2 separate regions of the Homo sapiens genome follow, and region 1 is linked to region 2. A link is a loop called in an ENCODE intact Hi-C map of the cell type or tissue named here. Cell type or tissue: CD4-positive, alpha-beta T cell. All regions are shown on one strand. Each heading gives the region's core, and the rest is flanking DNA. Links, peaks and the distances in the headings are about the cores only.

What was found. Peaks named below come from ENCODE experiments on the same cell type or tissue, not always from the same donor. Only the 100,000 strongest peaks of a DNase experiment are listed, where the experiment ranks them.
Region 1: it touches region 2 in a loop (2.0-fold over the local background); 2 of 110 quality-filtered maps call a loop at or near these places.

The regions. Positions count from the first base shown.
Region 1 is chr17:27,429,423-27,432,328 of GRCh38, reverse strand. It overlaps the pseudogene TBC1D3P5. Among named protein-coding and RNA genes, the nearest start is that of KSR1, 26 kb to the left of the region's middle. In CD4-positive, alpha-beta T cell, for the core only: no CTCF peak of the experiment used is centred there; a DNase peak (open chromatin) is centred at 1,238.
Region 2 is chr17:27,530,743-27,533,648 of GRCh38, reverse strand. The region is part of intron 1 of KSR1 (kinase suppressor of ras 1); the gene reads right to left. Among named protein-coding and RNA genes, the nearest start is that of KSR1, 76 kb to the right of the region's middle. RefSeq lists a silencer at 573-758. In CD4-positive, alpha-beta T cell, for the core only: no CTCF peak of the experiment used is centred there; DNase peaks (open chromatin) are centred at 648, 1,128 and 2,448.

The sequences.
Region 1 (2,906 bases), core at 273-2,772, 100 kb after region 2:
ACACAGATAGCCACCATTATGTTACCATTTCCTACAGTACTCAATATGGTAACATGCTGTAGAGGTTTGGAGCCCAGGAGCAATCAGCTCTACCACTCAGCCCAGGTGTGTGTTTGGCTGGACAACCTGGAGGAAGCTAAGGAGACATGACCTAAAGGCAGAGGGTGAGTCAGAGGTGGGATCCCTGGACAGGTATGAGAAGCTAGGCGAAAACGGGTGAAGTCTGAATAAATTTCACCCTATTCATATAATTACTGCATTAATAACCTTAGATAATAGTTCACATTATCATTTAGTTAATAGGATTGCACCCATGTTAAATTTCTTATTTTGTTTTTTTAAGAGACAAAGTCTCACTCTGTCACTTAGGCTGGAGTGCAGTGCTGTGATCATAGCTCACTGCTTCCTGGAACTCAATTGCTAAAGCAGTCTTCCCACCTCAGCCTCCTGACTAGGTGGGACTACACACACACGCCACCACGCCTGGCAATTTCTTTTACTTTTCTCTAGAGAAAGAGTCTACCTATGTTTCCCAGGCTGGTCTCAAACTCCTGGGCTCAAGTGAACCTGAACCTCCTGCCTCGACCTCTCAAATTGCTGGGATTACAGGCATGAGCCACCACACCTGGCCTAAATTTCTTATGTGCCATGGTACTGCAAAATGTCCTTATTAAGGGCAGCTGGATGGAAGGTGTACGTGTAAAATCATTTCAACAGTAAACATTTATTTTACAACATGAAGATGGTTATCCTTCCATGAGTGTAAAGTATAAAGGCAGGCTCATGGTGTCGTCAGAAGTCAGGTTTCAGGGCTGGGGGTGCTGGGAAGGGCTGGGCATGGTTGGCTTTGTGATCTGGGGGCTGGTGTGTTCCATCTCTGAATGTCTTTTGAGCTGTGCACTTACCAGGGATGTAAGTCATATCTTAATAAATTTTCATAAGTTTAACAAAAAGTAAAACGAGGATGGGAAGCTTGTTTGGGATCTCGGGTGCTTATCTAGCCATGAGCCCTGGCCCAGATGCTTCTAGTAGCCTGGAGGGAACTGAGAACATTCAAAATAGAGGTGGCAGAGCCAAGGCCCCGAGGTGGAAGCGCACTGCTGCTTGTCCCTAGCTGTGAATGGGGTGTCCTGCTCGGAGGCAATGCTGTGTGCACTGCAGGGCCCACAAGTCCATGTCCATATTGTGGCTCAGTGCAGTGAAAGCCAATCTCAGCCCCTTCGCAGTGTGGTCAGCCTGCCAGCAGGTGGCCAGCTGATCCTCCTGGGAAATTGTGCCATCCCAGGGACTGGGTGTGAGTCTCTCATCCACAAATGTGGTGTCAGCCTGGTGAGCCTTGGAAAGGGCATGTGCAGGATGCTGAGCCTCTTCCATCCTCATGCCGGTCTCAAGGCCACTCGCTCCGTGGGCCCATCCAGCAAGTGTGGTGGCTTGGAAAGAAGCCGGCTCCATCCACAGGGCATGCTGTTTTGCTCAACTCAGGACCAACATCATCCTCCATAGTAATTCTCTTTGGTGGGAGTACTGGAAACATGAATAACAGATACCTTCAGAGTCTGAGCTGCTGAGGCCAGGGCTGCAGGGTGCCCTCCTGTCAGGAAAACCTGCACTGGCAGCTGGAAGGCACCTGGTCGTGGTGTCTGCAAGGGCTACAGCAGTGGCTGCAAGGCTTCGGGACTCACCCGGCTTCTGTGAGGTGAATTGTGACAGTGGCAGAGCTCTGCAGCGCCAGGGTCCCCTGCATGGTCATACTGACTGCAACTGGGAGCCCACCACACCCCTGGTGCCCCTCTCTTCCCAGGGCTGGGGTCTAGACCAGGCCCCTCTTGCCTGGGAATTATGCACTGGGAGGGGGACACAGGCCCGCAGATTGGGACAGAGGCCCCAGGGCATGCTGCTGGCTGGCCGGGGCTGCCATGCTCACCTCTCTGTCTCTCGTGGCCTTGGTGGGACCGGCCTCCCCATTGAATGGGATTTTCCAGGTGTCTGGGGCTGCAGGGCAGCTGGCGGGGTGCCACCCTGGCTTCGGTGACCAGATGCAGGTGCCCATGTTGCAGCGGGGTTATCTCCCGACCTCCCTCTTAGTCCTGATGGGCCTGGGCTGGGCCCGGTGTCAGGGTCCCCTTGGGCTCCCTGGGCTAGGCCTGTCCCATGGTCCCGGGGCTGTCCAGGACACATTTAGAAGGGACATGGACCCAGCAGCTCTGTTTGAAATCGTCATGGGGGAACCAAGGGCCCCCCACATCCAGGTCCGTCGGGAGCTGGAGCATAGAGTTCCACTGCAGGAATCTCCAGGAACGCCGAGGTCCTCCCTGAGCCGGGGCCAGGCTGGGCATGCCCTGAGTCCCAGGTGCCCCCAGAGAGTGGTCTGCTGCCCTGGGCTCCCCAGAAGCCCCCACATGTTCCTGGGCCTTGGCCTCATGGACAGCCCCACCAGGACAGGGTGTAGGACGAGGTGGAGAAGCGGACCAAATGGGCCGCTGGAACCGGGCTGGTGGGCCGGGAAGGGCCTTCCTGTCCCCCTTGCAGAGGGTCTTCCCGCCATGTGATGCCAGCACAGACCTGGGTCCTGAGGACCCTTTCTCGGGTTTTGCTGAAAGGAAAACAGACGTGGTCAGTGTCTCCAGTGAGCCCATGCAGGCCTTTCTGGGCTGGGCCCCACCTGCCTGGGTCTCTGGAGTCCTCAGGGTCTCTGTGTGGCCCCTGTGGTCTGACACTGATGACATGCCTATAGTCTGCTGATCCCAGAGGAAGGGTTGTGTGCCGCCTGGTGTGGGGAAGCTGCCTGGGCATGGCAGGTGGCTTCTGGAACTGCCCCCAGGGTTCAGCCTCGCTGGGGGCTTCCTGCCACACACCCTCATCCCAGGGCTATTGGGCCTGGGATATGGCCCCCAGTCAGAACTCAG
Region 2 (2,906 bases), core at 93-2,592:
ACACTTTGGGAGGCCGAGGCGGGCAGACCACAAGGTCAAGAGATCGAGACCATTCTGGCCAACATGGTGAAACCCTGTCTCTACTAAAAATACAACAATTAGCTGGGCATGGTGGTGTGCATCTGTAGTCCCAGCTACTCGGGAGGCTGAGGCAGGAGAATTGCATGAACCCGGGAGGCAGAGGTTGCAGTGAGCCAAGATTATGCCACTGCACTCCAGCCTGGTGACAGAGTGATACTCCATCTTAAAAAAAAAAAAAAGAATGGTTGCATCTGCATCTGTACTAAGGGGGCTTGAGAATCTGTGGATTTTGGTATCCTCAGGGGTTCCTGGGACCACTCCCCCATGGATACCAAGGGACAACTGAATTAACTCACTTAATCCTTGCAACAAACCTGTGAGAGACGCCCTATCACAACTATCCCCATTGTACAGAGGCGTAAACTGAGGATGAGGAACAGTCCCATGTCATGCGGCTAGTAAGTGGCAGAGCAAGAAACTGAACCCAGGAAGTTCAGCTGCTCAGCCCATGCTCTTAACCATGGGCTACATTACTTCCTTAAATGACTGAGACTTTTGGGGTGCCTACTGTCCATCAGGCCAATGCTGGGCATCTTGGTACAAATGTTCTCATTTATAAAAAAGGACTCAGAGGGTCAGGAAGCCAACCCAACGTCACCCAGCTGGTATGTGTCAGAGCCAACTTAAACTCATAAGAGGCTGATGCCCCACGCTGCCCCTCCAGGCTTGAGGCGCTGGGTCTGACCTTCCACAGTTTGAAGGCTGACCTTTCCCACTGTGCTCCACCAGCAGTGATGCAGATGGAGACATCACTGACCCAGAGCACACGAATACTGGTGAGGAGCCCCAGGGATGCTCTGCCACCTGATCAGAAGGAGGCCAGAACCTTCCAGAAAGCCTGTTGGAAAAGCAGCGCCTGGGAGAGAGTCCACCAGCTCCAACCTCTTTCCTAGCACAGTCCTCTCCTCCACAGCTGCCTGTAAGCCACATCCTACCCCGTCCCACCCGCTGACAAAGAACCAGAGCGAGGGCCTCCTGCTAGTTCTCCAGTTGCAAGGGCTCTCTGTGTTTAGCTTTCTGATGTAACAGCTCGAAGCGGAGATGCACGCACTCACTGTTGCATAAGACCCGATTTCGCTCACACAAACCTCAGGGCAAGTCAGTCTCAAGTGCTGCGGGCTGGAGCACAGGGTGGCCTCACAGAGCAGCCCGTACCTGAAAGTGCTCTGCCGCGCAGGACAACACATTCCCAAGGAGGCCAGTTCTCCCACGGCCTGTTCCCAGGTGACCCAGCTACCATAACCCTCCAGGTGGAGGATAGCTCACCCGCACTGAGAAAAACCGGGCAAACCCCACAGGGCTCTGCATCTCCTGCCCTCTGACCTTTGCAATTGGCCCCATCTAAGGACCACGTCAACCAGTGAGGATTATTAGCAGGACCAGACCCATCTTCAGATGTCTGAAATGCCTTTAAATTACAAAATCCTTGGATGTTCTAAGACAAGAAGGGCCTAAGGTCATCTCACAGAAATAGATGAAAAACTGATGAGGAAACTGAGGCCCAGAGAGGGACAACGACTTAGTCAAACTCACACAAAGTAGAAGGCAGTGCCAGGACGGTCTCCTGGTTCTGTCCAGCACTCTTTCCCCCATACTGGATGGCAGAAGTCCTGGGTTCAACCTGCTGTGAGCGAGTGGTCTAGCTGGTAACGCTGGTTCCCTATTTTTATTTAACAAACAGGGACTGTTTTGAGAAGTGTATAAAATGCTAACTCATTTCATCTGGGGAGGTGGGTGTTATTACTATCCCCAAGTGGAGATGAAAGAGAGATAAAGTAACTGTCCAGGGTGGGAGGTGAACCTAGGCAATGTTACTCCACCATCCAAACCTGAGCCTTGAGTGCCACAGTGGCCTTTGTCACTGCAGCTCCTCAGGGCGCTGCTGGCTATATGCTGAAGTGCTCTCTGGAGCTCAACAGCATGCCCCAAGCAGCTGCTCAGAGGAGCAGGGCTGAAGCCACCTCCAGCACAGCACACATCTCAGCAGCCCCACAGGAGGGGTTCTCCCCCAAGCACTCGCCCACAGAACACAGGGGCCAGATCTTCCATGACGGATCCGAGTGTGGGACCAGGCAGAAAATGGACTCAGGTATTCACTACACCCCCTCCAGAGACCTGCAACATGTGACCAGGGCCACCCCCTCAGCTTACTGTCAGGGGAAAAGGTTTGCCAGGCAGCCCCTTCAAAGGCGTGGCCTCCCCGTCACCTGCACCTTCTGTAACCCTGGGCCTGTGAGGCAGAAGGGGGCCGCCCTGCAGTGCCAAGGCCATGACCCAGCAGGCAGGACTCTGCACCTTTGTGCACAGCCTCCTCGAGGTTCAACATCTTGAGCTTTCTTCCTGAAAAAGGAAGCTGTTTCTCAACATATTGCTACACATGGAGACTGAGAAACACAAACCGAGAGGCGAATAGGGCACTGGCCCCAAGGGAGGAGAATGAAGCGGGGAAGGGCTGGTATGGGCCAGTCTGCCTGAGGTAACCAGCCAAAGGGACAAGGAAACGCCCAGCACAAACTTGTCCATCCCGACATTGTTTACAAGAGGGACACAGTGCAAACAACCCAAAGCCCCAACAATGGAAGCACAGCTAAGGAGGTGATGGTAAAACCACTTACTAAACTATGACAGAGCCACTGAGCAGGTTTACAAAAACATAGGAAGTTTTTTGTGTTATTTTACTAAGCGACAGGCAGGACAAAAAAATCTACATGATGGATGGCAAGAACTACGTAAGCAAAACCTCGCACACAAAGTCTTTGCCTGGAAAACACAACTGAAAGAAAACACAGCAGAAATGTCATCTGTGAATGGGCTGATCTGAGTGG